2 separate regions of the Homo sapiens genome follow, and region 1 is linked to region 2. A link is an interaction called in ENCODE POLR2A ChIA-PET data of the cell type or tissue named here. Cell type or tissue: Panc1. All regions are shown on one strand.

Region 1 (5,000 bases), 530 kb after region 2:
AAACTATCTTACATATGTATTCCCCCATGTGCACAGACAAACGTAGAAAGAGGTACAGTTGAGGGCTGTTTGAATGGCAAAAGCATGGAAGCAAACTAATTGTTCATAAATAGGGGACTGGCTTGATTTTTGAAAAATGACACATCAAGCCTGAGCAACATGGTGAAACGCTGTCTCTACAAAAAATACAAAAATGAGCTGGGCGTGGTGGCAGGCACCTGTAGTCCCAGCTACTCAGGAGGCTGAGGCAGGAGGATCACTTGAGCTGCAGAGGCAGAGGTTGCAGTGAGTGGAGATCGCACTACTGCACTCCAACCTGGGTGACAGAGTGACACCACATCTCAAAAAAAAAAAAAAGACACATTTGTTTAACAGGAATTCTATGCAGCCCCTCCTACAAAATAAAGTAGTACTGTTGTAGAATAAGCTCCAAGATTTATCACATATAATTATAATTATGACTGTGGCTGCAAATAACAATGTAGCCTTCTATAGTGCAAATAACAATGCAAATTACATTGCAAATAACAATGTAGCCTTCTATAGTGGCTTAAACAGACAAGGGTTAATCTGTCTCAAGCAATAAGTAGCAATAAGGGCAGGCACATCTGAGTCTTGTATGGGGCATTGGTGTGTTGTCAGGAATGCAGACTCTTTTTCTTTTTAAAATTTCAAAAGCCTTAAGAAGGTCACAGTGGCACATGCCTGTAGTCCCAGCTACTCAGAAGGCTGAGGCAGGAGGATCGCTTGAGCCCAGGAGTTCCAGGCTGTAATGAGCCATGATCATGCCTGTGAATAGCCACTGCACTCCAGCCTGGGCAACATAGCAAGACCTCATTTCTAAAACAACTTTTTTTAAAATTTAAAAACTTTTTGCCTCATTTCACCAGATCCCTGGCTTGGGGAGCCTTCCTTCCCCATGGTGGGACACCTGGCTTTGGATTTCACCTTCTTGCCCCTTCCAGGTGGTGGAGGTAATGGGTCAGCGGGGCGGGAGCTGGACTTGGCTAAGCTTCCAAGGCAGGAATTGGGCCGGGTGTTGGGCCAGGCTCTGAGATGTGGGGGTTTCTCCCGTGCCCCCCACTGCATGAGTTCCGTGGGCAGATGGTATACTCTGGGTCTCCGGTTGCAGTGGGGCTAGTGCCCCAAGGTGGCTTGAAGACCTCTCAGCCTGAGGGCGAGGCAGGAGCCTGGGTGGAGAGCAACTGTGAGGGGCCTCCCTGGAGCCTTGCACTGCCCCAGCTGGTGCCATGAAGCTAGAGAAGGAGAAGCTGGAGCAAAACCTCAACGAGTCCCAGGACATCAAAGCTCTGTAATTTGCCAAGCTCCTGAAGCAGAAGAGGATCACCCTGGGATATATCCAGGCCCGTGTGGGGCTCACCCTGGGGGCTCTTTTTTTAAATGTTTATTTATTTGTTTATTTATTTTTGAGACAGGGTCTCACTCTGTTGCCCAGGCTGGAGTGCAGTGGCGTGACCTTCGCTCACCACAACCTCTTGTTGTGCCCAGGGGTGTTAGAGAGAACGCCACACTTTGAGACGATTTAAGAGTCCTTTATTAAGCCGGCGGCCAAAGAGACGGCTAACGCTCAAAATTCTCTTGGCCCCGAGGAAGGGGGTTGATTAACTTTTATACCTAGGTTTAGGAAGGGGAGGGGAACTCAAATGCAATAATTCTACAGAAGTAAAAACATGCAAGAATAAAAAAAAAATGGTTACAAAGAGATAAACAATTTAAAAGACAAATGGTTACAAGAAGAGCAACGGTACCAGGTGCAAGGCTTTAAACCTTTATTATAATTAGATATAGGGGGTATGCCGGACAGGAACTCAAGGCTTTATGTTGTTATCTCTTTGAGAAAAATCCTGGGAACTTCATACATTGTTGGTGCTAGTACCTTATCAGTTAATTGGGCTACTTTGAAATGCTGAGGATCTGCTTACACAGGTTAACTCCTTGCGGAAGGGGGTTGGGTAAGGAGCCCTTAGTATCTTGTAAATTAAGGGGTCAATTGGAGTTTGTCTGGCTTTCCCAGCTAGAGAGAGTCTTATTTACATGAGAAGCAAGGCTAGGTGATTAAAGAGACAAGCAGGATAAAATTCAAAGTAACGAGTTAGAGTAAAAACAAGGTTAGGCGTTTCACTCTGCCTCCTGGGTTCAAGCGATTCTCGTGCCTCAGCCTCCCAAGTAGCTGGGATTACATGCATGTGCCACTATGCCCAGCTAATTTTTGTATTTTTAGTAGAGACGGGGTTTCTCCATGTTACAGGCCAGGCTGGTCTTGAACTTCTGACTTCCCACCTTGGCCTCCCAAAGTGCTAGGATTACAGAAGTGAGTCACCATGCCCAGCCTCTGGGGGGTTCTATTTGGGAAGGTGTTCAGCCAAATGACCATCAGCTGCTTTGAGGCTCTGCAGCTCAGTTTCAAGAACATGTGTAAGCTGCCTCCCTTGCTGCAGAAGTGGGTGGAGGAAGCAGCCAACAATGAAGAGCTTCAGGAGATATGCAAAGCAGAGACCCTCAGGCAGGCCGAAAGAACAAGAACCCGGGCCAGTCGCGGTGGCTCACACCTGTAATCCCAGCACTTTGGGAGGCCGAGGCGGGAGGATCACGAAGTCAGGAGATCGAGACCATCCTGGCTGACAAAGTGAAACCCTGTCTCTACTAAAAATACAAAAAAAAATTAGCCGGGTGTGGTCACGGGCACCTGTAGTCCCAGCTACTCAGGAGGCTGAGGCGGGAGAATTGCCTGAACCCGGAAGGCGGAGCTTGCAGTGAGCAGAGATCGCGCCACTGCACTCCAGCCTGGGCGACAGAGCGAGACTCCATCTCAAAAAAAAAAAAAAAAAAAAAAAGAAGAAGAACCGAGTGAGAGGCAAGCTGGAGAACTTGTTCCTGCAGTGCCTGAAACCCACACTACAGCAGATTAGCCACATTGCCCAGCAGATCAGCCACATCAGCCAGTGCGCCCACAAACCCACACTGCAGCAGATCTCCAGGTTGGGCTGGAGAGGATGTGGCCCCAGTGTGGTTCTGTAACTGGCGCCAGAAGGGTAAGTGATGAAGCAATGACTATGCACTACGAGAGGATTTTCAGGCTGCTGGGTCTCCCTTATCAGGGGGCCAGTGTTCTTTCCTCCGGCCCCAGGGCCCCATTTTGATACCCCAGGCTATGGGAGCCCCCACTTCACTATGCTGCGAGGGGAAGCCTTTACCCCGTCTCTGTTGCCACTTGGCCCTGCCATGAATTGAAACTGAGGTGCCTGCCCTTCTAGGAATGGGGGACAGAGGAAGGGAAGAAGCTAGGGGAGGAGAACCTGGAGTTTGTGCCAGGGCTTTTGGGCTTAAGTTCCTCATTCACTAAGGAAGGAATTGGGCACACAAAGGGTGGGGGCAGGGGATTTTGGGACAACTGGTTGGAGGGAAGGTGAAGTTCAATGATGCTTTTGCTTTTAATCCCTACATCATGTATCACTTTGTTCTTAAAGAAACCTGGGACACAGTAAAAAATAAATAAAATAAGGCCGGGCGTGGTGGCTCACGCCTGTAATCCCAGCACTGTGGGAGGCCGAAATGGGCAGATCACGAGGTCAAAAGATTGAGATCATTCTGGCCAATATGGTGAAATCCCATCTCTACTAAAAATACAAAAATTAGCTGGGCGTGGTGCCACGTGCCTGTAGTCCCAGCTACTCAGGAGGCTGCGACAGGAGAATCACTTGAACCCAGGAAGCAGAGGTTGAGTGAGCCAAGATTGTGCCACTGCACTCCAGCGCGGTGGCTCATGCCTGTAATCCCAGCACTTTGGGAGGCCAAGGTGGGAAGATCACCTGAGGCCAGGAGTTCAAGACCAGCCTGGCCAACATGGTGAAACCCTATCTCTACAAAAAATACAAAATATTGGCCGAGTATAATGGTGCAAGCCTGTAGGCCCAGCTACTAAGGAGGCTGAGGCAGGAGAATTGCTTGAACCTGGGAGGCGGAGGTTGCGGTGAGCCGAGATCACGCCATTGCACTCCAGCCTGGGCAACAAGAGCTAGACTCTGTCTCAAAAAAAAAAAAAAAAAAAAAAAAAATGTGATGCCCTGTTAGAAGCCAGAGACCACTATGCTGCCTTAGGTGGGGTGAATAGGCCCACGTCAGAAATGGAGCAGGTCAAAACTCCTGTGCTGATCAGTAGTGGGATAGTGCCTATGAATCACCACTGCACTCCAGCCTGGGCAACATAGTGAGATTCTGTCTCAAAACAAAAGTTAGCTAGCTGGGCACAGTGGCTTATGCCTATAATCCCAGCATTTTGGGAGGCTGAGGCAGGAGGATCACTTGAGCCTAGGAGTTTGAGACCAACCTGGGCAACATGGTGAAACCCCATCTCTACAAAAAATACAAAAATTAGCTGGGCACAGTGGCTCACGCCTGTAATCCCAGCACTTTGGGAAGCCGAGGTGGGCGGATCACTTGAGGTCAGGAGTTCGAGACTAGCTTGGCAAACGTGGTGAAACCTCCTCTCTACTAAAAATACAAAAATTAGCTGGACGTGGTGGCATGTGTCTGTAATCCCAGCTACTCAGGAGGCTGAGGCAGGAGAATCGCTTGAACCTGGGAGGCGGAGGTTGCAGTGAGCTTAGATCACACCACTGCATCCAGCCTTGGCGACAGAGCAAGACTCTGTCTCAAAAACAAACAAACAAACAACAAAAACAACTATATATATATATATATAGATATATATGTAGCTGGGTGTGGTGGCATGCACCTGTAGTCCCAGCTACTGGGGAGGCTGAGGTGGGAGGATCTTGTGAGCCTGGAAGCTGGAGGTTGCAATGAGTGCCCCTGCACTCCAGCCTGGGTGACAGAGCGAGACCTTGTCTCAAAAAAAAAAAAAAAAAAAAAGTGGGCTAAAGACCTTAATAGACACCTTAGCAAAGAAGGTCTACAGACAGCAAATCAAGCAGAAGAAAGATCCTTCCTATCATCTATCATCAGGGGAATGCAAATTA
Region 2 (5,000 bases):
AAGCGAAATGAAGGGATAAGAATTCAACTAGAGACTTAAAAAGGAAATAAATTCTGAGCATGAGCTACAACATGGGTGAACCTTGAGGACATCATGCTAAGTGAATAAGCCAGTCACAAAAGGAAAATACTGTATGGTTCTACTTACATGAGGGCCCTAGAGTAGTCAAATTCATAAAGACAGAAGGCAGAATGACAGTTGCTAGGGGGTGGGGGAAGGGAAAATGGGGAGTTAGTGTTTCATGGGGACAGAGTTTCAGTTGAGGAAGACAAAAAAGTTCTGAGATGGATGGTGGTGACGGTTGCCCAACAATGTGAATGTACTTAGTGCCACCGGACTCTTCACTTAAAGTGGTAAATTTTATGTTATGTGTATATATATATACACACACACACACACATATATATATATACGTATATATATGTATATGTATGTGTGTGTGTATATATATATATATATATATATATATATTTTTTTTTTTTTTTTTTGAGATGGAGTCTCACTCTGTCGCCCAGGCTGGAGTGCATTGGCGCCATCTCTGCTCACTGCAAGCTCCGCCTCGCGGGTTCACGCCATTCTCCTGCCTCAGCCTCTCCGAGTAGCTGGGACTACAGGTGCCTGCCACCACGCCCGGCTAATTTTTTTGTATTTTCAGTAGAGACGGGGTTTCACCTTGGTCTCGATCTCCTGACCTCGTGATCCGCCCACCTCAGCCTCCTAAAGTGCTGGGATTACAAGCGTGAGCCACCGCGCCCGGCCATTATGTATATTTTACCACAATAAAACATTCAGATAGAGAATCCACTCCAAAGCTGCAGAAGGCCTTGGCTTGTAAAACAGAAATCTGCTAGCCAAGCATGGTGGTATATACCTGTAGTCCTAGCCACTTGGGAAGCTGAGATGGGAGAATCGCTTGAACCCAAGAGTTCAAGGTTTCAGTGAGCTAGGATTGTGCCACTGCACTCCAGCCTGGGCAACAGAGGGAGACCCTGTCTCTAAAACAGCAACAACAAAAACAACCAGAAATCTGTTTAGTCTTCCTTTAATGAACACTGACCCTTTTAAAAAAATCAACTTAAAATGTAGTGAGGTGGGCAGGGCACAGTGGCTCACGTCTGTAATCCTAGCACTTAGGGAGGCTCAGGCTGGGGGATCACTTGAGGTTAGGAGTTTAAGACAAGCCTGGCCAACATGGTGAAACCCCTTCTTTACAAAAACACAAAAATTAGTTGGGCATGGTGGTACATGCCTGTAGTCCCAGCTACTCAGGAGGCTGAGGCAGGAGAATTGCTTGAACCCAGGAGGTGGAGGTTGCAGTGAGCTGAGATCATGCCACTGCACTCCAGCCTGGGCAACAAAGTGAGACTTGGTCTCAAAAAAAAAAAAAAAAAGTGGTGAGGTGGAGACTTAGAAATTAAAAAAAAAAAATCCTTCCAGATTAAAGTTCTAAGTCAGACTCGGTGTCAGATGCAGTGGGCGCAGGGGGTCAGTATCCAGGGCCATCATTCTGCCACGTACACAATGTGGCCAGGCTGATGACAGGCTCAGCCTGCCTTTGTACACTTGTCCCTTTCAATTTAACAAATGGCTGTAAGCACCTACTCTAGGCCAGCACTAGGGAGACAGAAAATACTTGTGACCCAGTCCTGTCCTAGGAGCAGCCATCCTGGTGGGGAAGCCCCCATGTGTTTCTGTAGAACCTTTCAGCCCAGTACATAGCATACCTGATGGAGTGGGGGCGGGGCTCTGCCAGGGCATCTCCTCCTGAGGGTGTGTGGGTCACTGCCTGCAAAGACTGTGACCCAAGGATGCGTGGTTCACCTGGGAGTTGGCAGGAACGGCAAGCACAAGAGTGGTCCAGGCAGAGTATGTGCAGGGCATGAAGGCAGGAAACTCCCAAAAACTCTCCACAGCCCATGTGGCTGCAGGGAGAGGCAAACCTAGACCACAGAGGCCCACATGGCTTTAGCGTGTCCTGGTGTCATAGAATACTCTGCTTGTATGGTAGGCTCTTGTCATTTGTAGGCTGAAGCAGTCTTAGTTTGGCCTGTTCTCTGGTGACCCTGAAGGTCCAGGACAGTGTTACTTGGTCATTCTGCTAAGGCATAGAGTTGGGCTTTTCTTGGCTGAGAGCGGGAGAACTTTGTTGTTGCCATTGTTTGCTTACCTCACTACGTGGCATTCTCCCGTTGGCAGTGTTTGTGTGTTTATGTTTTGGCAAAGCTCTCTCTAAACACAGCCCTGGTAAAGTAAACTCCATAAGGCTGGGCACAGTGGCTCACACCTATCATCCCAGCATTTTGGGAGGCCAAGGTGGGTGGATTGCTTGAAGCCAGGAGTTCGAGACCAGCCTGGGCAACATAGGGAGACCCTATCTTTACAAAAAATACAGAAATTAGCTGGGACTCACACCTGTGGTCCCAGCTACTGGGGAGGCTGAGGTGGGAGGATCATTTGAGCTTGGGAGGCAGAGGTTGCAGTGAGCCGAGATCATGCCACTGCACTCCAGTCTGGGCAACAGAGAGAGACCCTGTGTCAAAAACAACAACAACAACAACAACTCCATAAGCCAGATGATCCTCTGTGTCATCTGCAGTGCCTGGAACATGCCTGTCACACAGTAGGTTCTCAATAAATGTTTGCTGAGTGTACTTTTTTTTTTTGCAACCCTATTAACTGAAGAATGAATTATTGAATCATTTGCCAGAGTTCTACTGCATTTGGTTCTGTATTCTTCTCTATTGGAGTGTAGCCCGTGGGCAGGGACAGTGTCTCTTTAGTAGGAGCCAAGAATTAAATGAATCCTGTTAAATTACCATGTTACTTATAAGCAAATGCAGGTTCAGGGCTGATGCAGAAACAGAATTTTTGCTAATGTGATTTTGGCTATATGTTTTTTACATTCATTTACATACCAAAATTCGGGTAATATCTACTTTTTAATTCTAAATTTATTCAGTTATTTAGTTTATTTACTTAGTTTTTCTAAAGTTTCAACTAATTAAAATTTCCTAGCTTTATTTTATGATTTTGATCAGAATTTGTATATTATTCCTACCTATTCAAACTGTGTATAAAACCGTATAAAACAGCTTTTCACATGAAGAAATATGATGTCTATTTTAATGCCTCTTTTGTTTTTTGTATAATATAGGTACAGGGGGAATGAAACTAATAATTATTCAGTGGCCAGTAAATACTAGGCTTGAGCTGGGCACTTTTACATATGCAATCTCATTTCATTTAAGCCTCACAAAGTCATGTGAAGATGATCTATGTTTTGGAGACAAGAAAACTGAGCTCACAGAGGTTGAAGAACTTGCTCCAAGATAAAGTCCTGATTCAAACCCTGTTCTGACTGTTTTCAAAATGTATGTTTTTTTGGTATTTCTATAGCACTCAGTAATGGTTATTGGACTGTAAGCAACAGAAATTGTGCATTTAAGGTATGAGGACACTCTGGGCACAGTGGCTCCTGCCTGTAGTCCCAACTACTCAGGAGGCTGAGGCAGGAAGATTACCTGACTCCTGGAGTTTAGGGCTGTAGTGAGCCATGACTGTACCACTGCATTCCAGCCTGGGCAACAGAGCAAGATCCCATCTCTAAATAAATTAACAAAAATTTAAATATAAAGCAACTATTATCAATATGTTAAAGGTTACAACAGACATAATGAATGAAAAGATTAGTTATTGCTGGAGAGAAATGGAAACTTAAAAGTAGCCAGGCTGGGCATGGTGGCTCACACCTATAATCCCAGCAGTTTGGGAGGTCAACATAGGAGGATCACTTGAGGCCAGAAGTTCAAAACCAGCCTGGCCAACATGGTGAAACCCCATCTTTATTAATAATACAAAAATTAGCTGGGCATGGTGGCATGCACTTGTAATCCCAGCTACTTGGGAGGCTGAGGCAGGAGAATCACTTGACCCTGGGAGGTGAAGGTTGCAGTGAGCCAACATTGCGCCACCACACTCCAGCCTGGACGACAGAGTGAGACTCCATCTCAAAAAAAAAAAAAAAAGAAAGAAAAGAAATACCTGAGACTGGGTATTTTATTGAGAAAAGAGGTTTAATTTCTCACAGTTCTGTAGGCTGTACAAGCATGGCACCAGCATCTATCTTATCAGCTTCTGGGGAGGCCTCGGGGAGCTTTCACTCATGATGGAAGGTGAAGCAGGAGCAGGCACATCATCACATGGTGAAGGCAGGAGCAAGACAGTGTAGGGGGAAGGTGCCACACGCTTAAACAACCAATCTTATGATAACTCACTCACCATTGCAAGGACAGCACCAAGCCATGAGGGATCTGCCCCATGACCCAAACCCCTCCACCAGGCCCCACCTCCAACATTAGGGATTACATTTCAACATGAGATTTGAGTGGCGACAAATATCCAAACTATATATCATATGCCCTTAGGGAATTGCAAATTAAAACAAAAATGAGATACTATTACACATCTATTAGAATGGCCAAAATCTAAAACACTGACAATATCAAATGCTGACAAGGATGTTGAGCAACAGGAACTCTCATTCATTGCTCAGGGGAAGGGCAAATGGTACAGACACTTTGGAAGACAATTTGGCAGTTTCTTACAAAAATTAAATATACTCCTACCATATGAACCAGCAATTTGCTTTGTGGTTATTTAACCAAATGAACTGAAAATATGTCCACAAAAAACCTGCACACAGATGCTTATACCAGCTTTATTCATGATTGTCAAAACTTGGAAGCCACCAAGATGTCCTTCAGCAGGTGAATGGATAAACTGTAGTACATTCAGACAATGGAATAGCATTCAGCACTAAAAAATGAACTATCAAGACATGAAAAGACATGGAGGACCCATAAACGCGTATCACTAAGTGAAAGATGCCAATCTGAAAAGGCTACATACTGTGTGATTCCAAATACTGTACATAACAGTCTGGAAAAGCAAAAATACGGAGAAGTCCAGGTTGCCAAGGATTAGGAGAGAGTGATGAATAG

What was found. ChIA-PET counts read pairs that join two places held together with the same protein. Peaks named below come from ENCODE experiments on the same cell type or tissue, not always from the same donor. Only the 100,000 strongest peaks of a DNase experiment are listed, where the experiment ranks them.
Region 1: POLR2A ChIA-PET joins it to region 2 with 12 read pairs; 2 of 35 experiments call an interaction of 5 or more read pairs at or near these places.

The regions. Positions count from the first base shown.
Region 1 is chr3:128,672,925-128,677,924 of GRCh38, reverse strand. It overlaps the pseudogene POU5F1P6. Among named protein-coding and RNA genes, the nearest start is that of RPN1, 25 kb to the right of the region's middle. RefSeq lists an enhancer at 2,520-2,589. In Panc1, no CTCF peak of the experiment used is centred here; no DNase peak of the experiment used is centred here.
Region 2 is chr3:129,202,453-129,207,452 of GRCh38, reverse strand. No RefSeq gene overlaps it. Among named protein-coding and RNA genes, the nearest start is that of CNBP, 21 kb to the right of the region's middle. In Panc1, no CTCF peak of the experiment used is centred here; no DNase peak of the experiment used is centred here; H3K27ac peaks cover 978 bases.